Linked DNA regions of Mus musculus: regions 2, 3, 4 and 5 are each linked to region 1. Evidence: chromatin loops called from intact Hi-C (ENCODE). Cell type or tissue: heart. All regions are shown on one strand.

What was found. Hi-C counts contacts between places; a loop is a spot of excess contacts. Peaks named below come from ENCODE experiments on the same cell type or tissue, not always from the same donor. Only the 100,000 strongest peaks of a DNase experiment are listed, where the experiment ranks them.
Region 2: a loop joins it to region 1, with 6 times the contacts of the local background. A loop is called at or near these places in 15 of 42 quality-filtered maps.
Region 3: it touches region 1 in a loop (5-fold over the local background); 11 of 42 quality-filtered maps call a loop at or near these places.
Region 4: it touches region 1 in a loop (15-fold over the local background); 11 of 42 quality-filtered maps call a loop at or near these places.
Region 5: it touches region 1 in a loop (2.0-fold over the local background); 12 of 42 quality-filtered maps call a loop at or near these places.

The regions. Positions count from the first base shown.
Region 1 is chr7:46,793,269-46,798,268 of GRCm38, forward strand. It overlaps Hps5 (HPS5, biogenesis of lysosomal organelles complex 2 subunit 2), which reads right to left and starts at 2,613. Exons shown (of 23, transcript NM_001005247.2): 1 at 2,160-2,613. Gtf2h1 (general transcription factor II H, polypeptide 1) reads left to right here and starts at 2,826. Exons shown (of 15, transcript NM_008186.4): 1 at 2,826-3,020. In heart, no CTCF peak of the experiment used is centred here; DNase peaks (open chromatin) are centred at 2,483 and 2,813; H3K4me3 peaks cover 2,629 bases; H3K27ac peaks cover 1,545 bases.
Region 2 is chr7:46,844,641-46,849,640 of GRCm38, forward strand. Ldha (lactate dehydrogenase A) reads left to right here and starts at 1,164. Exons shown (of 8, transcript NM_010699.2): 1 at 1,164-1,277; 2 at 2,956-3,105; 3 at 4,333-4,450. The coding sequence starts at 2,980. In heart, a CTCF peak has its summit at 2,553; DNase peaks (open chromatin) are centred at 1,171, 1,901 and 2,071; H3K4me3 peaks cover 3,206 bases; H3K27ac peaks cover 2,840 bases.
Region 3 is chr7:47,013,318-47,018,317 of GRCm38, forward strand. No RefSeq gene overlaps it. Among named protein-coding and RNA genes, the nearest start is that of Gm32031, 7.3 kb to the left of the region's middle. In heart, CTCF peaks have their summits at 751 (motif pointing left) and 2,675 (motif pointing left); DNase peaks (open chromatin) are centred at 1,454 and 2,574; H3K4me3 peaks cover 422 bases; H3K27ac peaks cover 1,913 bases.
Region 4 is chr7:47,005,949-47,010,948 of GRCm38, forward strand. It overlaps Spty2d1 (SPT2 chromatin protein domain containing 1), which reads right to left and starts at 2,466. Exons shown (of 6, transcript NM_175318.4): 1 at 2,127-2,466. The coding sequence starts at 2,186. It overlaps Gm32031 (predicted gene, 32031), which reads left to right and starts at 2,606. Exons shown (of 2, transcript NR_166573.1): 1 at 2,606-2,645; 2 at 2,776-3,060. In heart, a CTCF peak has its summit at 2,011 (motif pointing right); DNase peaks (open chromatin) are centred at 1,553 and 2,503; H3K4me3 peaks cover 3,202 bases; H3K27ac peaks cover 2,199 bases.
Region 5 is chr7:46,900,192-46,905,191 of GRCm38, forward strand. Tsg101 (tumor susceptibility gene 101) reads right to left here. Exons shown (of 10, transcript NM_021884.4): 6 at 3,331-3,397; 7 at 836-927. Among named protein-coding and RNA genes, the nearest start is that of Tsg101, 17 kb to the right of the region's middle. In heart, no CTCF peak of the experiment used is centred here; no DNase peak of the experiment used is centred here.

The sequences.
Region 1 (5,000 bases):
AAAGAAAGAAAGAAAGAAAGAAAGATTGATTCTAAAGCAAACAGATACATGGAAAAATTCAAAAGCATCTGGTTTTTCTATGATTTATGTTTTTGACACTATTTTAGAAGCACATTCATTCAGGCAATACATACTGAGCATCACTCATATGCTGGGCATTGTTCTAGAGATAACAGAGGGGGAAACAAAGCCCTCATCTTCTCAGAGCACAGCTGCCCTTGGGAAAGCATTCAGAAACATGTGGAGGTTTGTTTTCCTTATTTTTGGTGTTAGAGAATAAAACCCAAGATCTTTACATACTGGGCATGTCTCCTATCACTGACTGTGCCCCTGTCCTTCAACGTGACTTTTTAAATTATATACATATAATACAGCTTTATTCTCTGCTAGTAACATATTCTTATTACAGCTTGACCTCTGCAAGAATTGTATTCTGAAACAAGTCTAAATAAATAAATAAGTAAAACCACCCCCCCAAAAAATTTAGCATGACAACATTCAAAATATTTAACAATTCCTTATCCAAGAAAACTAATTTTTAGTCACTTATTTTATTGAGTAGTTAGTAAAATAATAAGCGTAATCATGAGGATAAATAAAAGAATTCTGGAAATCAATTCTAGTCAAAAAGAAAGTCACCAACACCATACATGTGTACAAACACACATACAATTCTCCTAAAGGATAACAGCAAGTCAAAGAAAACTTCCTAAAGAAATACTCCCAGGCCAGCGTTTGTTAGGAGGGAGGGAAAGGCAGCTGGCAGAGCTGAGACAGCAAAAGTGCTGGATGCGGTTTAGAATTACCCACCTTGGACTTTAGTCCTCGGTTAAATATAAAATGCAAATTTGGGCTCAAGGTACAAAACACTTCCAACTCTAAACCAAGGAACCTAAACCCAAGACAGTAGGTCACAGAGTCACGGAAGGATTTAATGAGGAGTTTGTACAGTTTCTGTAAAGTGTATGGGCAGATGCTAGGATACAGAGATGTTAAAGTAAGGAGTGATAAGTCAGTGAAAGTCAAGCCTTCCTACTACCCAGGAAATCTGTGGGAAGAAGAAACCTCTCTCTTGACATTCTGAATAGAGGAGACTTAAAACTGACTTCTAGCTAGTACTCGTTAAAAGCAAATGTGATCTCATCTCTTCTTTTCTAAGCTTCCTCTCCCATCTTACCCTATTATTCAGCTATCCTGAACTCTTCCCTTCCTTCTTCTGTCCATAAATGTGAATTTCTGGAGCCTTAATTATGCGGTTCATTAAATATTCTCAACCAATAAGTTTTCTAAAAAACTGAGCTTAAACATTACCTCTGTGTGCTACTAGGAAGAAAAAACTTTAAAATGCTAGCTTCTTAGAAGATGGCAAATCAGTGAACATCTACCATCTTTTTAAAAGGTTGGCTTTCCCAAGGGTCACAATGCTAAAAATAATAATAATAATAATAATGATAAAGGCAAACGTGGAGGAGGAAGAGGAGGGCCCAAGAAATGGTTTATTGCTATGCTTGGTGATCCCAGGGGCCCAAGAACTCACAGAAAGATAGGAGAGAACCAATTACAAAAAGCTGAGGTGTCAACCGGGCAGTGGTGGAGCACACCTTTAATTCCAGCACTTGGGAGGCAGAGACAGGCAGATTTCTGAGTTCCAGGCCAGTCAAGTATATAGAGTGAGTCCCAGGACAGCCGGGGCTACACAGAGAAACCCTGTCTCGAGAAAACAAAACAAAACAAAACAAAAAAACAGAAACAAAACAAACAAACAAAAAAAACAGAAACAAAACAAACAAACAAAAAAACTGCGGTGCCATGCCACCTTCTCCCCCAATAATAAATGAAAGTAGAATTTATGTGAGATCGAAACATCTTTCTCACTTCCCAAGATTATTTTTATAATTCAAGAGTGGTAGACAGTGATTGCTGCTCACAAAGCCAAAGCAAACCATGGTGTATCTAATCCCACAAGGTGCGTGGAAGGAAAGGCTCGAAAGACGCAAAGTAACAACGATTGAAGAAATTATGCAAAGGGGAGTTAATAGACTTTATTTCCACAATAGGAACTTCCTTATCCAATAATGATCAGGAAACTCTACCTCAGAAAACTTAACGACTCGCTCATGCTTGCATGCATTCATTCATTCAACGTTCTAAGTGCCTACCGTGTTCTAGGCCCTGGAGGCGCTGCTGGAGATGAAGGATGCGCAGCAGACCAAGTCCCTGACCACAAGGAGCTCCCGTCAATCACAGCTAACTTTTATGACTTTAAACCGCAGCTGTCACTCTGGAGAAGTCCAGGAAGCAGGTTTTCCAAGCCAGGTTCACAGAACCTCAGGCTGACTAGCGGGCCGAGTTCCGCCCCCCCCAGAGACCAGCGATCGCTTTCACCGAGCAGGCTCCACAGACACTCAACACCCCTTGACAGCGGAACCTGAACCTCACACACCCTGTCACCCCGCCCCCTCCCTGGCAACGTCATCCAGGGGCGCCAGGGACCGGAGGAAAGCGCTGTTAACGGCACTTCCTCGTCACGTGACGATCACGCCCCTCCCCGCGCGTGCTCCCTCCCCCTCCAGCCGCGGGTCGCGATTCCGCTCCCTGCGGCCTGCAGTCTGGGAGCCGCCTCGGGCCGACGACGCACCACGGAGCCGGACCGGATGCTCTCTAGGGAGAAAGGCGAGCCAAGCCGAATCCCCGAAACTCTCCGCCGCTCGAGACCGGAGGAGGAGAAGCGAAACAGGCGGGAATCGGTGGGGGAGGGCGGGAGCTAGCGGAAGGTGTCATGGCGGCCGCGGTGGTGGTCACGTGCTCCGGAGGCCCGCCCCGGCGTTTCCGGTCACGTGCCCTCAGCGCCCTCGCAGCCAGCGATGGAGGCGAGACCCCCCGGCAACAGAGGCGGTGGCGACGGCTGCGGCCGCAGGGGTTCAGCCTCCTCCGTGCAGCGGCTGTGAGAAGCGCGGCGGAGGCAGATCCGACGGGACGCGCTTCCCGCGCCCCAGACCAGAGACCGTAGCTCCCACCTGGTAAGTTGAGACCGAAGAATGGGGTTGGGCGGGCGTGGAGGGTCTGACAGGCCCCGGGGGCGCGGGGCCAGGCGGATCGAGCCCTTCGCTGTAGTCGTCTCCACGACACTACAGGCTGGCTGTGTGGTTTGCCTTTCTTCTCCCGGAATGGGAAGGAGGTGCCCTGACCCTTAATCTACTGCCCGAAGGCATTAGGTTCTTCCGCTGGGAGGGACTGGAAGGATCAGACTCACCTGAGAACGAAGGAAGTGAGGCTTCTCCGAGACACCGAGGCCCTTCCCGTTAGGGAGCCTGCCCGGGAGAGGCTTTCTTTTCCTGTTAAAGAAGTCCTCTAACCTTGGTGTCCTCGTGCCTTCTTGCTTCCACCTGTCATCCTGCTCTTCAAACTGTTATTAAAACTTGAGCCACGCACCCAGTTCTAGCTATGACCAGTTTGACAGTCATGTAGTGTAAAGTGAACCATCAATACATGGAAGTATGTGATTATTTTTATAAATTCTCCAGTGTTCTTAGAAACTAAATTCATGTGAAGTTGACCTCACATGTCTATTTTACCATCTGCAAAACAAGGGTGGGGAAAAGATGTTAAAACGTATGCCCAGGGCTACAGTGAAATGGCTCAACTGGTAAAGGTGCTTGCTGCCAAACCTGAGTTCCATCTCTGGGACCCACGTGGTGGAGGGAGAACCGATCTCCGGAAGTTGTGTCCTCAACGTATACACAGTTTAATTTGGGATTTTTGTTTGCTTGTTTTTGTTCTTCGTTGTTGGCTTTTGTTTGGTTGGTTTGGCTTTCTGTCTTTTGATGTTGTCCATTTAAAGACACCAGTTTAAAATATGGTAAAACAGGTTTCTGAGTTAGGAATGCAGCTTAAAGCTAAGAGTTCTTGCTAGGCACCTGTAAGATCCTGGGTTTCATTTCCAGAACTGGCAAAAAAAAAAAACAGGACTGTAGGTAGAGCCCAATGTAAATTGCTTGGTAAGCATGCAGGCCTGGGTACAGAAAACTGGCTTGAAGCACACTAAGGGCTTGGCTCCAATCAATATTCTCAATATCTAGCCTTGTGACTTCCTTTCCTTCCTCTCCTGACCCTCCATTTCCCACACAGGTTTTCTCTGTATAACAGCCCTGACTGGCCTTGAACTCACAGGGATCGATTGCCTCTGATTCTTGAATGGTAAGATTAAAGGTGTACACTACCACACCTAACCCTAGACTTGTGATTTCCTTTTTTTTTTAAGTTGGTTGATTTTACTACTGTATATTGGTGTTCTGTCTACCTGTGGGTTTCTATGGTGGTGTCAGATCCCCTAGAACTGGAAGTATAGTTGTGAATGGCCATGTGGGTGCTAGAATTGAACCTTGGGTCCTTTGGGAGAGTAGCCGGTGCTCTTAATGGCTGAGTCATTGCTCCAGCCCCAGTGATTTTCAAACATTTTAAAGACATGAAACATTTCTTCCATGAATTTATGCCTGGAATTCCAACATAAAACTACATCGAAGCTGGGAGTTCATGGCACAGGCCCTTTTTTTTTTTTTTTTTTTTGGTTTTTAAGGACACCTAAAAACATTTTGAAAACCACTAAGCCAAAATTATCAACCCTAATATTGTTTTTTTTTTTTAGATTTCCTTATTTTATGTATATAAGTACACCATTGTTCTCTTTAGACACACCAGAAGAGGGCATCAGATCCCATACAGATGGGCATGAGCCACCATGTGGTTGCTGGGAACTGAACTCAGAATCTCTGGAAGAGCAGTTGGCACTCTCAACCACTCAGCCATCTTTCCAGCCCCCAACCCTAAAATTCTATTTATTCTCTTGTTTTTTGTTTTGTTGTTTTGGTTTTGTTCTATTGGGGTTTTTTGTTTGTTTTGTTTTGTTGTTTTGTTTTGGTTTTTGGTTTTTAAGAGAGGGTTTCTCTGTGCAGTGCAGCCTTGGCTATCCTAGACCTCAATCTGTAGACCAGGTTGACCTG
Region 2 (5,000 bases), 51 kb after region 1:
TTTTAACTATATATAGGGGGAGAGAGACTCTATGAAGGTCAAGAGGGTATTGGAACCTCTGGATCTGGAGTTACAAGCTTTTGTGATATTAATGGCAGAGCCATCTCTCCAGGTCCAACTGTTTGACTTTTTAATTTTTTTAAATTTGCGCTCTGCTGAGGGACTCAGGCCTTGGTGTATGCAAGACAAGTGTCCCTGTCCTGGCCACACTCCTAGCCTGTTGTTTGTTATAAAAGAGATCACAAGGGATACAGACAAGCGAAAATAAGGGGGGGCTGTGAGCTTCATTCCCTCTCACATGATCCCTGCATATCCAGCACCCTGCAACCAGCTTGTTCAAATCTTGCTCAAGACTGTAATAGACCTTAATCTGCAGTGAACACATCCCTTCCGGGGAGATGGGTGAGCAGGGTTGAAAGTCACAGTTCTTCCCATCACTAAGGAAATCAAAGCAGTTGCAAACTCCATTTCACATCCTATCAGTGGTGGAGTACCTTAAGATTCACATACGGTTGATCGGGAGCTGGGAGAGGAACAGGAACTGGCCTCACAGCTTAATGAGACCTCTAGAAAGACGTTTAAAGGCAGAGGGGGTGTGTGAAAACAAGCAAGGGCCCTGATACTCCTTGGTAAGGCTAAACACAAATGCCTGCGGGATGGCATGGGAGAGGGCAGATATGGATGTAAGCTGGCAAGCCATCAGAAGCTGAGCCGCACCCCCCTCCCCCCATGGTTTGGGAGATGGAAGTGGGGCAGGAGAAAGGCCCATCTGATAGGCTGCTATGGCGGATAGACCGGCACGGTGCTGGCATGTGCTTTCACACAATATTTACTGAAGGCCTGTTGCTTGCCAGGAGTTGTTCCCGGCGCCGGGAACAGCAATGAAGAAAGTGACCAGGGTTTTTTCTGAGTCTCACAAGTTTTCCGGTGAAGGAGGCGGAGGATCGATGCATTTCGGGCTCCTGCTTCTGAGGCTGAGGAGCATGTCGGGTTGGCCTTTCTTTGGGGTGTCGCAGCACACGTGGAGCCACTCTTGCAGGGACATCGTGCTGCGCGCGCCGCCCCGGTCTCGGTGGCGCCTAGCCCGGCTGGACGCCCGCCCCCGGCCCAGCCTACACGTGGGTTCCCGCACGTCCGCTGGGCTCCCACTCTGACGTCAGCGCGGAGCTTCCATTTAAGGCCCCGCCCGCGTGCTGCTCTGCGTGCTGGAGCCACTGTCGCCGAGCTCGGGCCACGCTGCTTCTCCTCGCCAGTCGCCCCCCCATCGTGCACTAGCGGTACGGTTGGGCCCCACGCTGCCGGCACAGGGGGTCCCTATCCGGGGTGGAGGTGCAGGGTGTTCAGATTTGGGCACGCGTGGGCTACTGTGCTTTGGGGAACTGAGCAGGCGGCCCCACCCAGCCTGGGGCGGCGAGACCCGTGTAAAGAGGACTAAGGGGTGGCTGGCCTGAAGGTTGGGAGCCACCGAACGGGGGCGAGGGAGCGGTGCGAAACTTGAGCTCCCGTAACTCGAGCCCATGGGGGCCGAAAAAGCCTTGGCACGTCCGGGGCGGGTGCTTCGGAGCAGCCGTGCGGTTTGCATTTTCCTTTGCGTGGGCTCGGTGGAGTGGTTGTTTCCTGCAGATTATAGGGCGCTCTTGCCCTAAACGCATTTTGTTAAGAGGCTCGCTCCTGGTGTGACTGGGGATCGTGCTAAGCGCGCTGCGTGCGGAGAGGAAGCGGGAAGAGTCGCAGTCCTTCCTCTGCACCCTAGACGGAAGGAGGAAACCTGTAGCTGAGAGGCCTGCGACACCCATCGGGTCGTAGGTGGGAAGTAGAGGCACCCTGTCCTAATAGAGCACAGACTTGAGGTTTGCGTGAAGTAGATTCTCTGAGGGAAGAGCCCCACGCCCTGCCCCCAGTCAGCAGAGACCTCACAAGGCTGTCTAGAAATAGCAGCGGTTGTAAGGAGACCGGATTCCTGCTTGATGGCCCTAGGCTGCTTGCCCAGAGATCTTGTCCAGTCCTTTTGCACTTTGGAACGATTTCAAAAATAGACATGGTGCTTGCTGGGAAAGGTGGCCATCGCGGGGGTGGGAGTGGGCTCCAGGCCTCAGGCCCTCCGCAATTGTATCCCCATTTTGGAACTGAAGAAATTTCCCTTAGCGGCCACATCCTGGGTAATGAGGCCCCGCCCTGGTGGGTGAAGGCCCTAATCCTGTTAGTGGCATTTGAGATCTCACTCTGGCACCAGGCTAAGGTGGCTGCCAGCTCCACTTCACCGCGCTTGTGCTTTGGGCTCTAGTAAGGGCCAAACTTTGACGCCGAACTGCCTGCCAGAGGTCTCATCCATGGCCAGCAGTCGCTAGACCTATATATATGACACCTGATTCTGAAATTGCGCACGCGCACTGCCTTCCCCCGCCTGCCAGTCTTCTGGATCTGGGCTGGTCATACAACTTGGGTTCTTGCGGGGGTGGGGGGGTTAGGAAGGAAGCTTGCGCGTGCGCAGGCTTAAGCACGTTGCTATGCCTTGGGGTCGCACCTTGTGGCCGTTATTGGCGCCCTCTGCTCTTGATTTTTGGTACTTCCTGGAGCAACTTGGCGCTCTACTTGCTGTAGGGCTCTGGGTGATGGGAGAAGAGCGGGAGGGCAGCTTTCTAACCATATAAGAGGAGATACCATCCCCTTTTGGGGTTCATCAAGATGAGTAAGTCCTCAGGCGGCTACACGTACACGGAGACCTCGGTATTATTTTTCCATTTCAAGGTGAGAGCCTTCCTGGTGAGAGCCAGACCACACCCTGGCGCTGGCTATTCTTGGTTTTCCACTTCTGTTCTTTGTCACATTGTCACTTAATGGAAAAGGAGTCCAAAGGTAGCAAAGTCAGCGTTTTTTTTTTTTTTTTTTTAAATACAGGGACTTGGTGAGTATACCTTGGGCAGGTTACAATGACACACGGTGTATACCCCTTAGGTCTCAAAAGATTCAAAGTCCAAGATGGCAACCCTCAAGGACCAGCTGATTGTGAATCTTCTTAAGGAAGAGCAGGCTCCCCAGAACAAGATTACAGTTGTTGGGGTTGGTGCTGTTGGCATGGCTTGTGCCATCAGTATCTTAATGAAGGTAAGTGGAGATCCTTCATGGCCCAAGCCTATGGGTGGGGTGTGGGGGAGAGGACATCCCTACATTGTCACATTGTATGTAAAACTATCAAGGTTTGCACACACTCAGTCATCTGTGAAACATTTTGCAACATAATGATACACAAGAAAGGGATTATCCAAAGTAACTGACAGCCGGGCGCCTTTAATCCTCGCACTTGCGAGGCAGAGGCAGGTGGATTTCTGAGTTCGAGGCCAGCCTGGTCTACAAAGTGAGTTCCAGGACAGCCAGGGCTGTCTCCAAAAATAAAATAAAATAAAATAAAATAAACCACCAAAGTAACAGCGTCAAAGTATATACCTTTTCTTCTACTTTCTCAGTTACATGAACCTAGGGCCTCCAACATGCTAGGTAACCATTGACCTATATACCCAAATCTAAAGTGATTTTTGAATTGGAATTTATATGTGCATATTGATTAAAAATTAAAATCCTACTGAATAGGTTGTCTTGAACTTCTATTCAAATCCCACTGTTTCCTGGGGTATATAATTTTCCTTTGGAAAAATAACTGAGCACACCCATGTGAGAGGGTAAATTTTTGGTTCTCGCTTGCCTTATGGGTTCTGGAGATGAAATTCAGCTCAGCAGACGAATGCAGGAGCTGATTTCACACACACACCCCCAAGCCATCTCGGATCTAATTTTCTTATCAATCATAGGGCTAAAATTTAATTAGTTACAACTTTATCACTGAATTAGAAAACACTTTGAGGCAGGGTAAGTCAATGTTCTTGATTCATATGTAGTCCAAACTAGCCTTAAACTTGGAACAATCTTCCTGGGTGTTGGTTTATACGTCTGCAACATCACACCTAGCTTTGCAGAATACTATTATTCTGCAGGTATTAACTAAGACAGGGCTCCTGTCTATAAGTAGTTGTTTGTTTGTTTGTTTGTTTTTCTCCTTCTTGGAGACTTGACTGCCATTAAGGGCATGCATCGATATTCCTGACTTGGAGTGTTGCTTCTTTAATTGAGTCCTTCCTTCCCCCCACCGCACGGTCTCATGCTAAGCAATGGTCTACTCTGAGCTTCCTGCCTAGGCCTATTTGAAGCCTTGGTACTGGCCAACATTGCCCGGCTCCAATGGAGGGCTTGCAGGAGAGACACGACACGGGGCCTTTTGGGGAGCAATGAGAAGAATCAGAATTATTTTCCCATTTAACTAAACCGTTTGTCTTTTAGGACTTGGCGGATGAGCTTGCCCTTGTTGACGTCATGGAAGACAAACTCAAGGGCGAGATGATGGATCTCCAGCATGGCAGCCTCTTCCTTAAAACACCAAAAATTGTCTCCAGCAAAGGTTGGTTGTGGCCAGGTTCTCTTGCTGTCAGACTTAAGTTCCTCCTCGGGCCTGAACCTCCATCTCTATAGCTCTTTCAAAGACAGGAGGACCTTGGCTTACTTATGCACTGGTTCTCAGTACGTTATCAAAGCTTTGATCGCTAGCAGAGGATTTTAAGTGGAAACCTAATTTGCACATATATGGAAATTCTCTGAATTAGGACATGAGTAAGCTCCAAATTTACATTATTTGTTTCAAGTGTGTTTCAAGGCTAGGATGGATCCTGGGGCCGTGTACCCGCCAGGCCCAAGCTCTCACTGCAGAGTGACAGCCCCAACCTTGCTGCCCTGTGTCACATATAAAACAGCTGAGGACTTGCCCCCAGGGCCTGCCCAGTAGATGTTCTTGGCTTGACCTTTTACACTTCATTGGCGTGAGCCAGGAACCCACGGTTGAAAGTCTGACCTCCTGCCTGCTAGGCAGCTCTCTGGATCAGCTGTCCTGTGGCTGGGCTCTTGGCAACAATTAAGTGTGTAATGAAAGCAAATGGACAGAATGCAGGGTGTGG
Region 3 (5,000 bases), 220 kb after region 1:
TTCACAAGAAACACATCCTTTGGTCCTCAGAGTTGCTGTGGTGGAGCTTCTGTTTTGGTTAGTGAGAGGCAGGGCAGGGCAGGGCAGGGCAGGGCAGAGCAGGGCTGGCCCTATGGGCTCAGCCGACTCAGCATCATTTCTGCATAGTTCAGTAACCTCACCCTGGCACACCACTTTCAAAGAGGCTTCAGCAGATGGTGAAAGAAGAAGAGAGGACTCGCGTTAATGAACTGCGAGGGGAAGCAGGTGTGTGTGCTTTAAGCTGGTTGGAGATGAAGAAACGAGAGAGGTGTGCAGTTAGGGAGGGGCACCTCAGGGCTGCTGGGAGGAAGGCAAAGAGAGATGGCCAGAAACTCCTCCAATCCCAGGGGTGTGGAAGCTTGCCTAGCTGAAGGCTTCCAGTGGAGGTCAGCCCAGAAAGCGCAAGACCCTGTCTCAAAGTACAGTGATGGGATGAGTGACCCACCTGTAGTCTCAAGGCTTTGAAGGGGAAGCAGAGGGTCAGGAGTTCAGTCATCCTCTTCTCAAGCTGATCTGCCCTTTGGGGGTAGAACAAGGGCTTTTCCTTACAGGTCAGTTAAGAACGCTCTTATTTAAGAAATATACAAGTAGGGGCTGGAGAGATGGCTTGGTGGTTAAGAGTTCAATTCCCAGCAAGCACATGATGTCTTACAGCGATCTGTAATGAGATCTGATGCCCTCTTCTGGTGTGTCTGAAGACAGCAACAGTGTACTTACATACATTAAATAAAAAAATTAAAAAATTAAAAAAAAGAAATATACAAGTCATTACTTGTATAACAAGAAGTTATACTCCTTTCTTGGTATACAAGTATACAGTTATACAAGAAATGAATAAGTAGCACTCGCCCAGGGTGCACCAGGCCCGAGGTTTAATTGGGAGTACTACAAATAACCCAGTGTGCTCCAGGCGCCCCCCCCCCTTATATATACAAATATGTTTATTTATAACTATAATTTTGTGTCTGTGGCTTATATATTAAGATACGGGCTTCTGATAGAGCCTGAAAGCCTAGCACTCCTCAGGCCCCCCAGACAGGGTCTCAGTGTAGCCCTGGCTATCCTGGAAGACCAGGCTGGCTTGGAACTCCACCGTCCCCCCACCCCCTGAGTGCTGGAATTAAATTAATTAGTTAATTAAATTAATTAAAGGCATGTACCACTACACCTGATTAATCGTATTAGCAGTTTTAAAGCTGAGGCAGGAGGATTTAAAAAAATAAAATAAAATTAGGGCCAGCCTGGGCTACAGATGAGACTGTCTCAAAACAATCATACAAACAAAAAAGAAATTACATGTATACTGCTTGTTTGTACACATGTTAAGTAAGGTCCTTCTGACTGTGTTCTTCCCATGCCCCCTCCAAAAGAGTCTAATCTCCGGCATGAATGTTCTTGGAGACAGGCCTCTTAATGCTAAGTGAGGTCATTGTGGGACCTGACCCAAATGACTCATAAAAGAGGAAGTCTAGAAAAGTAACTGCTCATAAGGGTCAAGTGAGAGGCAGACGGCTCTGCTGGCCTTTGAGGCCAGCCAGGGCTCCATAATGATACCCTGCCTCAAAAATAAAATAAACATAAAAAAAAATAAATAAAAAGAAGGAGAAGGAGGAGGAGAAGGGGGCGGGGGGGGGGGGAGGGGGAGGGGGAGAAGAAGAAAGACAACTAAGATATTTTCGTTAAACTAAAGGGCCAGAGGCCAGGAAGTGACACAATGTTTTCCCACCTCAACTAAAAGGCAAGAAGATTGACTAAGCATAAGGCAAGGAAGATGGGCGGGGCAGGTCACGGTCTGTGGACACTTTTTTAGTTTATTGTGAAGCAGTTGAAGTTTTGATACCCGTGCAGCAGCCATTGAAACGGAGGACACTCCACTGACATAAAACCCAGTAGCACACAAGGATGTGTGTACAATATTTACTGCAGGCTTCGGTGTTTCAGCAAAACCCTGGAAATAACTTGGATGCTCTCAGGAGGGCAGGAACATTCACGGTGACCCACTCAACTTTTGATATTGGAGCGAGGTAGTTTAATGTGAAAGAATTATGTAGTATATGGGCTTTGAGTAATGAGGGATTGCTTAGTAAGAAGAGTTCTTGAAAGTTCCCTCTCATGTGTCCATGGGTCCCTCATGTGCTACAACTTGGCTTTTGAGAGAGGGTCTCTCGTTGGGACCTGTGGCTCCCTGGCTAAGGTGTAGTCAGAGAGTCCCACAGACAGTCCTGTCTGCTGGCCCAGTGATGGAAGTCTCCAACATGTCCACAGAAGCTCACCACCAGCTCTCTGAAATAACATCCAGGAAAGAATTCCCTGTCTCTACAGTTGAGATTCAGACCTTCTTGCAGATGATGGGATTATGGGTCACTGGGTAACAGATCTGTGGAACTTGCTGGAAATCTGCCTGGTGAAACTTGCTGTCTGCCTCCTAGGGTGCTGGGGGCCGTCTTATCGTAGTTCCTGCAGGGCTGCCAGAGGGTGAGAGTGGGAGGAGCCTGAAGCTGGCTCAGCACACAGTCTCACACAGCAGGAGCCTGGGGCCCCAGAGGCAAGAATGGAGCCTGTCCAGGGTTGGGGGACGGGGCGGGGCGCACAGAGGCTCTAGGACATAGAGTACCTGTTCTTTCCATGTTTCTCTGCTGCCCTCTAATGACAGAACTCCATCACTGCAAAGGAAAAATATTTAAAGGGCCTAGAACTGTTTTCCATGGAGCAGTCAAAAAGGGTAAATTTGGAGCTGAGACAATAAATTGGTAACTGTCTTAGTCAGGGTTTCTATTCCTGCACAAACATCATGACCAAGAAGCAGTTGGGGAGGAAAGGGTTTATTCAGCTTACACTTTCCATATTGCTGTTGATCACCAAAAGATGTCAGGACTGGAACTCAAGCAGGTCAGGAAGCAGGAGCTGATGCAGAGGCCATGATGCATGGCTTCTTACTGGTTTGCTTCCCCTGGCTTGCTCAGCCTGCTCTCTTATAGAACCCAAGACTACCAGCCCAGGGATGGTCCCACCCACAAGGGGCCTTTCCCCCTTGATCACTAATTGAGAAAATGCTTTATAGTTGGATCTCGTGGAGGCATTTCCTCAACTGAAGCTCCTTTCTCTGTGATAACTCCAGCCTGTGTCAAGTTGACACAAAACTAACCAGGACAATACCACAGAATTACTCGTCATGGCTAAGAACTAGAAATAGGGCTGGTGAGATGGCTCAGTGGGGTAAGAGCACCGGACTGCTTTTCCGAAGGTCCGAAGTTCAAATCCCAGCAACCACATGGTGGCTCACAACCACCCGTAATGAGATCTGACTCCCTCTTCCTGGAGTGTCTGAAGACAGCTACAGTGTACTTACATGTGATAAATAAATAAATAAATAAATCTTAAAAAAAAAAAAGAACTAGAAATGACCTGGACATCCTCAAAATGATAGTGAAAGAACCTAGGTATTCTCACAGCGATAGGACCAATCAAGACTACTGAACACTCATTCTGTGAGGTGCTGGGGCAGACACTTTAAAATGTATCAATCAGCAGGTCACACCTGTGATCCCAGGCCTCCGAGACAGATGAATCTCTATGAGTTAAAATTAGCCTGGTTCAGGCCAGCCTGAGAGACACTGTGAGACTCTGAAAAAGAAAACACAACACCCCTAACAAAACAGCAGTACAAAAACTAAGAGAAAGTGACAGATCTATATCCATTATTCTGGAGGAATTTTAGGAGTGTTGGCTTTTTTAAATTTTATTTTATTTCTTTTCTTTTCTTTCTTCCTTCCTTCCTTCCTTCCTTTCTTTTTTTAAAGAAAGGGTCTCGTGTAGAGACCCTCCTAGTCTTTAACTCACTGTGTGACAAAGGTTGACTTTGGGTAACCTTGAACTCCTGACCCTCCTGATTCTACCTCCCTAGTATTGGCTTACAGGCAAATACCACACACCTCACCTGGCTTCTAAGGGCTCATAACTGTTTTTGTGAAGTGAAAAAGGACAGAAGAAAAGAAGGGTGTAGGGATAAAAACATCTCCAAGCGGGACCGGAGAGAGAGCTTATTGGCTAAGAGCACTTGCTGCTCTTGTAGAGGAGCCCGTTTCAGTTCCCAGAGCCCACGTGGTGGCGTATAACCATCTGTGATGACAGTTTCATGGGCTCTGTTGCCCTCTTCTGACCTCTGGGAGCACCAGGCATGCACAGAGCGCTTACACACTGGCCAAACACTCATATACATAAAGTCCTTTTTGGAAAAGTATCTTCAGGGCTGGAGGGATGGCTCAGCGGTTAAGAGCACTGACTGCTCTTCCTGAGGTCCTGAGTTCAATTCCCAGCAACCACATGGCGGCTCATAACCATCTGTAATGGGATCTGATGCCCTCTTCTGGTGTGTCTGAAGACAGCAACAGTGTACTCTCATACAATAAATAAATACATCTAAAAAAGAAAAGAAAAGAAAAGAAAAGAAAAGAAAAGAAAAGACTCTTCAACAGAGCCTGGGTCTGCAAAGAGCTTCAAGGTCTAGCACTTGTCCCTAGTACGGGGGATACTACACTAACAACCCAGTGTGCACCAGGCCCTCAGAATCACGGGGTTACCACACACGCAACCTCCAACAAAAACACAGGGAGGATGAACTGACGAAAGGAGACAATAAAAGACTTAGACTGGTTTGTTGCCTTCCTCCCAACTCCCTCTCTCAGAAAGTCTTGTGGGCCTTAGCCCCTCACCCTGAGCTATCCAGGCTATGCCACCATACCCCCAGGCCTTGTGGTTTTTATTTGCTTACTTGTTTATTTTGTGGTGTTGAGGATTGAATCAACATGTTAGGCAAGTGTCTAGCTACACCCCCAGTCTACTTTCTACTGGCCAAAAGGGAGAGTTGACTTACATGGTTAGCTACTGCAAGCGGATTCAGTTAACTAAGGTATGCATGTATGTAAAAGACATGCAAGACATGCTTTTTTCCTTTTTTTATTGCTTCTTTGTGAATTTCA
Region 4 (5,000 bases), 210 kb after region 1:
CACACATGTAATACAACCTGTGTTGATGTATATTAAATATAAAGCACGGGACATGGGAATTTGTTAATACTCTGTGTTTAATCAGCGTTCAAATTATCCTGAGCTGATAAAATTAAGCTGGATAGATGGGTCAGATTAAGCAAGATCATGGATTAAATTTAACACTATTTACCTTGTTTTATTCCAATTGATTTCTTTTTTATGGCTTTCATTCCGTGTAAAAGATAAAGAAGTTAAGGATGCACACTGAGCCAAACCTCTAAGTTTACTCTCTCTTTTAGGGGAGGGAAGGATGGTTTATAAATGTAAATCACTTCACAGAGTACAATCACAAAGCAACCAATACACGTACTCTCTAAGTATCACGCATTTAAAATTTTTCTGCTCTAGGATGATCTGTCTGCCCTTTTCCCAGAAGCTTTGGCTTTTAGTAATTCATTCATTCTCATTCTCTCTCTCTCTAATTCATTCATTCTCATTCTCTCTCTAATTCATTCATTCTCATTCTCTCTCTCTAATTCATTCATTCTCATTCTCTCTCTCTCTCCCTTCTTTTTTTTTAGTTTTTTGAGACAGGGTCTCTCTCCTTAGCCCTGACTGTCCTGGTGTAGACCAAGCTGGCTTTGGACTCACAAGATCCTCCTGCCTCTGTGAGTGCTGGTATTAAAGGTATGAGCCATTACACCCAACCAGATATTGGCTTTCTAAATCTGGGTTCTGATTCTTCCACAAGACAATTCTTGGGCACTAAAGCTAGTATCTGTTTTTGTTTTTTTGTTTTTCTTTTAAACTTTTCTCGAGATTCAAGAAAATTTAAGATAAAATACAGACCAAATTATGCAAACATGATTATGATATCTAACAGTAATGTGACTAGATAATCTACAAATGCATAAAGTACAAATGCATAAAGGCTTGTGCCCACAGCAAAACCTGCAAGGCTGATGAGATGTGGCTTAGCAGAATCTTATTGAGTGATTATTATCAGGGTGGGACATATATGTGTGTGTGTGTGTGTGTGTGTGTGCATGCATACAAATATAACTACGTTTACTCATTAATTTAGGTAGATATACTCAAGGGTTAAAAAATAGGCTGGATTTGACAGGAAGTGACAAGATAGGAAAAAATACTGCAACATACAAAATTAGGAAATGCAGAATCCAAGTGAGATCGCAAATTCCAACTGATTGACTCTAGAAGGTTCTTTTAAGTTGGACACTTCACAGATTAAATCTCGGGTATCACATTGCGATATATCGGTTTACAGCTGTTCTGTGGGTACCTTCTGGTGATCCAGAAATGAGTAGTTTATGCAAAACAGCTATAACCCCAGAAAGCAGATGTGGGACCACTTCAGTATTTACCTCTGAAAATACTATCAAACTCACACATTTACTGAGCAAACGGAACCTAAAAATCTGGAAGCCCACTAGGAAATGAAAGCTGAAAAAGGCTTTGCCCAATCCGTTCGCACAGGGAACCGATAGATCCAAGGGACATACGGCAAATAAAAGGTCTACCAGCACACCCGCAGCCCACATGATCACCTCACAGTTGGCTATGGATTTCCTGCAAAGCCCTGAACTCTTTCCAACAGAAGATACCTCCTTGGCAGGTGATACCATCTTTGGTTCAGTGGGTGGGGCCACGAACCGGAGAACGCTTTCAAGAAATCACAAAACGTTCACCTGGAAATCCGTATTCGACCCGCTAAAAGACCCAAAGGCTATCAGGACAAGTCCTTAAAGTTCTTAAAAGTCCCCGAGTTTCCTGACTATACTGGTCCTCAATTTAGGGGCTGAAGTTTATTCGACGCCAGGCGCTACTAATGCTACACAGTATTCAGTCAGGCGCGGCTTATCCCCCCCGACTTTGCGCAACTCTTAAAAACACCGAAAGCCGCAAAGCCTACTTTTCAGGGCACAGGAGCTGGCGAAAGCGACCCCAAGAAAGCGCTCCCTTTTCCATCCCCAGCTCCCGTGTACCCACACCTCCGCTAAAACTCCAGAAGAGGGCGTGCGTAGTTCAGGCTTTCCCGAGGCCGACAGACGCTCCCCGAGAAGTTCCACCCACCACACACGAACTTGACGCCCGGGTTTCCTACAGCAACCCCGGGGACTCACCGGTACGTGGTTGACACCTTGTCCTTTGGAAGCGATCAAGAGGATTTCCCTGAAGTCCATGTCTGGCCGAAGAGAAAAGCCCGGCTGGGCCGGGGACTCGGGACGCGGTGGATGCGAGTCTTGCCTCTCGCTGAGCCTAAGCGCTACTGACTGGCTTGCCTTGGTGGCCCTTCTCTCGCCGCCCCTCGACACCGACACTTCCGGCGCCTTCTAATGCCGTGTACCGCCCCCGCGCTGCCGCCGAATACGAAGTATGTGTGTGTATGTATACACACATACACACACACACTCACACACACACGCTCAGCGCCTCCGCAGCGCTCGCAAGTATTTGCGCAACTTCCGCTTTCGGAGATAAGACACGGAAAACGGGTACGTGGCCGTTGGCGTTGGCTCAAATGGGTGGGACTGAGGCTTTTACTAGCCAATCAGACGCAAAATGGCAGTTTAGGGGTGTGGCTAAAGGGGGCGGGGAGAGCGGTCAGCCCGAGGATCTTCGCGGCGAGAGAGGGTTTCAGTGTGAGATCCGGGGAGGGTGGGGTGGGAGGGGGGGGGGTGGAGAAGAAGAGAGACCCGACCCCCTTCTAGAGCTGGGCTCTGTAGGTGTCACGCGTGGATGTACAGATTCCAAATGACGGTATTCCAACAGCTGGTGCGACAGGTCTGGAGCAAGGGATCTCGGTTTCGTTTCGCTGGAGCCCCGAAGCTACGCATGCGCACAAGAATCCTGTCCCTGGGACGCCAGTTATCTCCTGGAGGCACCTGATGTTCTTTTAAAAACCTAGGGAAAGAGCGAAGACCTTCGTCACATGCCAAGCAGAACTTGACTCTGACGCACTGCAGAATATAGTGCATTCATTGGGAGTCTAGCCTGACTTTCTTTTGCGTTATCTTGAATTTGGTCATTTCGACTCAATAAAGTAGACGTGAATAACTAGGTATACCTGAGTCTGGGGGTGGGAATGGGCTACGGACCGGTTTGGTGTGATGGAAATACCCCTAAACTGGACTGTGGGGGTGGCTGCATTATTTACTATTTTTTGTACAGCTGAAAGGGTGAGTGTATACAATAGACCTTATTCTGTGATGATGTGAGCGCCTGTATTGGAATGGCTCCACTTCAGGCTGAGTAAAAGACCAAGATGAAGCCTGCCTTCCCCCTAGAATTTTAAATTTCCTTTCCTTTCCTTTCCTTTCCTTTCCTTTCCTTTCCTTTCCTTTCCTTTCCTTTCCTTTCCTAGACAAGGTTTGTCTGTGTAGCTCTGGCTGTACTGAAATTACTCTGTTGACTAGGCTAGCCTCACACTCACAGAGTTCCACCCGCCTCTGCTTCCCAAGTGCAAGGATTAAAGGCATGCACCATCACTGGCTGGCAGTGTAGAAATTTTTCTCTTCCTCAGCCTCAGATATCTTAAGAACCCGCCCCTAACTCAACATAATATTCCTTTTATAGATACTTTTTTTGTACTTATAGATGCTTTTTAATACATACGTATATACATTTTTGTGTGTGAGTGTTTTTGCCTGTATATTAGTAAGGGCTCCATAGAATACCAGAACTTAGTTGTGCACTACTAAACAGGGCATGTCTCTTCCATGTTAAATTAGCTCATCTGAGCTGCTGTAAATGTGTACCCATGAAACTGTCAGTAACTATATAGTAGTAATGAGCATGCGTATATGTGTGTGTGCGTGTGTGTGTGTGTGTGTGTGTGTGTGTGCGCGCGCACACGCATGCGTGTGTGTCAGAGAGAGAGAGAGAGAGAGAGAGAGAGAGAGAACATGCACAGTAGCTAATGTTAAATTACTGCCGCTGCTTGTGGTAATTCAGTCAGGAGTAAGGGAATGGCAGAACCCCTATCTGTATTAGTCAGGGTTCTTTAGAGTCACAGAACTTATGAAATGTCTCTATAGTGAGGGAATTTATTGTGATTATTTACAGTTTGTAGTCCAACGATGGCCAACTATGAATGGGAAGTCCAAGAATCTAGTACTTAGTCCCACAAGGCTAGTCGTCTTGGCTGGTCTTCTGTGGAAGTTCCAACAGATCTCCTAGCAAGTAAGTTAAGGCAAAAAAAAAAGTGATTCTTCCTTCTTCCAGTGTCCTTATATAGGCTCCAGCATAAGGTGTGGCCTTGCATAAGGTGTGGTCCAACGTAAGGTGTGGCCCAGATTAAAGGTGTGTGTGTACCACCAAGCCTGGATCTGGGACTTGCTTTGCCCCAGGCTGACCTTGAACTCAGAAATTTCCTTGCCAAGATCCAGGTCAGAAACTTGTGTCTTCCAGCTTCAAGATCTGGATCACAGGTGAGCCCTCCAATTCTGGATTGTAGTTCATTCCAGATATAGTCAAGTTGACAACCGTTACACTACCTTTACAAGGAGAAACAATTAATTCAGCAGATTGATCATGAGTAACTATAACACAGAAAGTAGTAACCACTGATTAAGGAAAGTGCAGAGTGGAGCGTTGCTAGAGTTTGCAAATAAATGGCAGTTAAAACCTTTCTTATGCTTCTGAAATTGGATTTAGTTGGGTCTCCTATACTTCAGCTGGCAAAATTAGAATTTAATAGAGTTGCAGTTGGAACGTGAGTACAGATTGAATCAAGGACTTAGCAGGTATATTTACGGTGATAAGAAATAAGATTGTTAGCTGGGCAGTGGTGACTCATGCCTTTAATCCCAGCACTTGGGAGGCAGAGGTAGGCGGATTTCTGAGTTCGAGGCCAGCCTGGTCTACAAAGTGAGTTCCAGGACAGCCAGGGCTATACAGAGAAACCCTGTCTGAAAAAACAAACAAACAAACAAACAAACAAGAAATAAGATTGTTGTGCCAGGGAAATGTTGGTGATCCCCCAAAACACACAAAGA
Region 5 (5,000 bases), 110 kb after region 1:
AGACAGCAGTCACCAGCCACTGGATTTAAACCCATAAAGGTCACTGTGACTCTGACAGAAGCAGTTTTAGAGGAATGATAGTGGGAAGGCAAGAAGGGTGAAGATAACAAGGAAAGGCCATAGGCACAAGGAAGTTTGCTGTGAGGAGACGAGGTAGTGCAAACAGGGAGGCGCAGCTGACGCTTCCAAAGGCTGTTTTAGGGAATGTTTTTGTGTGCTAATGACAGCAGTCCAGAAGGCAAGAAAGGAAATGGCTGAAATGATAACCCAGTGTGAGTTAGAAGACATAAGCTCCAGTAGAGAAACCCTTCAGGCAGAAGCAGAAGCAGCCGGAAACAGAAGGCAGATGCAGTGACAAAAGGGAGGCCCTCTGCAGGCCAATTTTGCACAAGTCCTCCAGGGTCAGACAGCTCAAAAAAGCAAACACCCCTGGGGTGTGACACCATCTTACTGACCCTTTCATGCTAACTCCGGGTGTGATCTACAGTTAGGCCACAAGGCCCTAGGATTTGCTAGTAGTACCCAACCTTACTTTTGGGGCTATGTCTTTAGGACTATTCCAGCGGCCTTAGGCCCTAGTGACTCCAAACATGTGAGATCCACCAGTAAGAGTGTGGCAAACAGGAAAGTGTTCGTGAGTTATCAGCCACATTTTTAGACTTCTAAATGGCTCATTTAGATAATGTTAAATCACATCAAGTTTAACATTACAAGACAGTGATCACCAGAGCTTTCCAATATAGAATATTCTAAAATTTTACATGTAAAAATGAAATACATGTTTTACAACAGGAGACCTTGACTTATAAAGAAAAATACAAATGCTTATACTTACCAACAGTGGTCACAGGAGGCTGGGAAGGGTACTGTGAGCTTGTTGTGGCAGGGTATGGGCCAGCAGGTGGGTAAGGACAGCCAGGATAACCACTATAGAAAAGAACACCAAATGTAAAGATGACCCAACACTACTGAGAACCCCACTGAGAGAGTTAAGACTGACATATTATATTGCCAGATAATGAATATAAAGTTTTAGAGAAAGTGTTTATTCAAGGAACAGTGTATGGAAATTACATTGGGTTTGAAAATCGACTGTCAAGGTCAAGCATGGCAGTGTGTGCCTCCAATCTGGGAAGGAGGCAGAAGCAAATTTGAGTATGAGGCCAGAGGCTGGAGAGATGGCTCAGTGGGTAAGGGTGCTTGCTGCTCGTGCAAAGGACCCAGGTTTGGTTCCCAGCATCACATGCTAGCTCATAGCCATCGGTAATTCTAGCTCCAAGGGAATTTGACACCCTCTTCTGACCTCTGTGGATGCCAAGTATGCACGTGGTGCACAGATTCATACAAGCAAAAAAACCACTCACATACATTAAAAGAGAAAAAGAAAGAGGAGAGAGAAGGAAAGAAGGAAGGAGAGAAAAAAGCCAGGTTTGGTGGTGCACAGCTTTGACTCCCACACTCAGCATGGAGAGGTAGAGAATGTCTGTGATTTTGAGGCCAGCTGCATAGGTCTATACAGAAAACTCTAGGACAGCCACAAGGATTGTCTCAAAATAGAGTATGAGGCCAATTTGGACTACATAGCAAGACTGTATCTCAGAAAACTCAATCAAATCAACCTACAAAACAGAGCCCAACAGGTAGCTCACACCTATAATCCCAGCTTTGGTGAGTTCCAGACCAGCTGGAGAAATGTCTCAGTTGTTCTCCCATAAGACTAAGGCTCTATTTCTAGCACCCACACAACTGTCCACAACTCCAGTTTCAGAGGATTCACTATCCTCTTCTGAGCTCGTGAGGAACCAGGCATGCATGTGGTGCACAGACATACATATAAGAAAGACACTCATACACATAAAAGTTAAAATAAATATATCTTTAAAAACAACACAAGTGCGAGCTCCTATATCAGAAGAAAACCAAAGTAGTAAAAGGTCAAATGGTCTTGCTTGGCTCTGATTATATGAGATTACTTTCAGAGAGGCAGAACTTGCTAGAATATTCCTAAGGACAACCTGGGTCCTACTAGTAACCTTAAATGTTCACTCTGAAAGCAAATCTTAAAAAAAAAAAATGTTTTGGATAGTTTGTGTCATTCATGTATTCTAATAAGTAGTCCTAAATTTCCATTCTAGAAAATCCAAATTTTCTTTTTAAAGATTTATTTGTATTTATTTTATTTATTGAGACAGGGTCTTACTATGTAGTCTTAGCTGGTCTAGAATTTATAAAGAACCACTTGCTTCTGCCTCTGGAGTGCTGACACTCAGCTATTATTTTTACTTTAAGTGTATATGTGTGGGTGCCAGTGGAGACAAAAGAGAATGTTGGATCCTTTGTAGCTAGAGTTCCTAATCTGGGTGCTAGGAGTCAAATTCAGGTCCCTTTGGAAAAGCAGAAAGTGCTCTTAAATTAATGAGCCATTTTTCTAACCTTTATAAACTTCTTTTTTTTTTTTTTAAAGATTTATTTATTATTATATATAAGTACACTGTAGCTGTCTTCAGACACACCAGAAGAGGGCGTCAGATCTCATTGCAGATGGTTGTGAGCCACCATGTGGTTGCTGGGATTTGAACTCGGGACCTTTGAGAAGAGCAGTCAGTGCTTTTAACCGTTGAGCCATCTCTCCAGCCCTATAAACTTCTTAAAAAGGAAAAAGCAAGTGGCCCCAAACCAATCAAGATTACTGTTATTACGAAGCCTACCCACAATCCCTCCTCTTGTAAATAAAACAAAGCTGAATTTCTCTGGACAACCTATACTTCCTTTGGAATTATGGGCACATATTGATCTCAAAATCCCACCAATAAGCCAAATATGGTATAAAATAGCATACCTACATAATATGAATATAGGCATATGTGTGTATGTGTGTATATATATATATATGTATGTTTTTTGGGGTGGGGAGGGTTCGAGACAGGGTTTCTCTGTGTAGCCCTGTCTGTCCTGGAACTCACCATGTAGACCAGGCTGGCCTTGAACTCAGAAATTCGCCTGCCTCTGCCTCCCAAGTGCTGGGATCAAAGGCGTGCGCCACCATGCCCAGCTGTATACATATATGTCTGTCTAACTATATCTATTATACCTATCTCAAAAAACAAACACCAATACCTCTCTCTCTCTCCTCTCTTTCTATCATATCTATCTATATCTATATCCATATCTATAATACCAAGGCTGAACTAGGACTGTGAGTCTACTCAGCCATACCTATCTCAAAAAACAAACATCAATACACCAACCTCACTGAATTCTAACTAAATTTATTTAATTCCCCAGTTAGCATTATTTTGATTACAAATGTAATTAATAGATTTTCATTACCTGGGGTTGGGAGGGTATCCAGATGGATATGCAGAGATTCCACTTGGCATGCCTGGCATGTAGGAGGCTAAAAATAATTTTTAACATTTGAAAGTCATATGCATAGTCCTGAATATAAAGGCTATAGAGTAATATGAACCACTATCAAACCACAGCAGAATTTCACACCAAGAATCCAATCTCAGGCTCAAAACAAAACCAACATCTGGCCTAGATTGTTTTTTAAAGAATAAGTAATTTGAAGTCATTTAATTCTCAACTCATTAAGTGTGAATAACACTCATGCAAATCCTAGTAAGAACTGACTGGCAGACAGGCCAAGCTGGTAAGCTTTTCCGCCCCAAGTTCACCTGTAACAGGAGAAGGTAATGCTGACCTCATTTGCTCTACGACTGCTTCTTAGAGGGTAGCCGCCTCTGCATCTAAGAAATCTTGGGACATTTAACACCAGATTGACTGAATTGCATAGCTGGTTTTGTTGGCTTGTTTAGAACTTAAGACTCCAAATCACGGTAAGAAATCCTACACAAAACTTACATCCACACTCTAGATTGACTTTCAAAAGCTTGGAAATATTAGGAGAAAAAAGTTAAAAGCAATTAGTCTTCAAGAATGCCTCATTCATTTTAGAAGCTTATAAGGTCAGTGGTGCCAAAGGCTAACTTTGGCCTGGATGGAAAGGGTCTTGCCTTCAGAGTCAACTTTTCTCATTAGATCAATGGTGAATCAACACTTAAGTCAATAAATAAATGTTTTATTGTCTTTTATATGACAGGAATTAGGAATTTGGTGGTGATGGTGGGGGGTTGGGAAGAGATAGACAAGGAAAGGGGAAGGGAGAGAAGAGAGGAGAAGAGAGAAGGAAAGAGAAGAGAAGAGAAGAGAAGAGAAGAGAAGAGAAGAGGATAAGAAGAAGAGAAGGAATCCTTGGCCACATGTTGCTTGGAATCCAGCTGGGGGGCTAAAGAGTCAGAGTGGGAGCTGGCAGGGCAAGCAGAGTGCTATCTATGGGATTACCCAGGAAAAGAGCTAATTTTAAATCTAAGAGGCAGAGTAAGCCTCTTAAGGTTAAGGTTCAAGGTAGAGTGATCAAGTAGAGGTATGACAGATGAAGCCTGAAGAAAAAGGCACAGAACCTTTCAAGAATAACCTTCTAGTGACAGAGCACAAGCGAGTGGGAGAAGTACGCTGGGCTGCTATCAACAGCAGATTTGGAAGCCTTTATCAGCCTAACACTTCAGGGTTTACAGACTTCTTAGGATTTATGGTAGATGCTAGAATACTTTTTCCTAAGAACAATGAAGAAATTCAGTATTTCATTAAAAAAACAAACAAAACTAAAACAACAAAAACTCCCCAAATCTTATAACTCCATTCCACACACATAGACACTTTCTAAGTAGGAAGCACAGTTGACATTTTTTAATATCTCTTAAACAAAGTGAGTCTGCTGTTACATATTAGCAACACACGTAGTCACTATCACTCACTTCCATGCTGGCTTCTCCAATATATAAAGCACCATCTCTGAGTTGTAATTTTCTCATAACCATAAATTATTTTCCTTTCCTTAAAAATGTGTCATTTCAGGGCCCGGAGAGATGGCTCCATAGTTAAGAGACAAAACAGAGCAAGACAGACAGACAGACACGCACACACAAGGTGTAAGG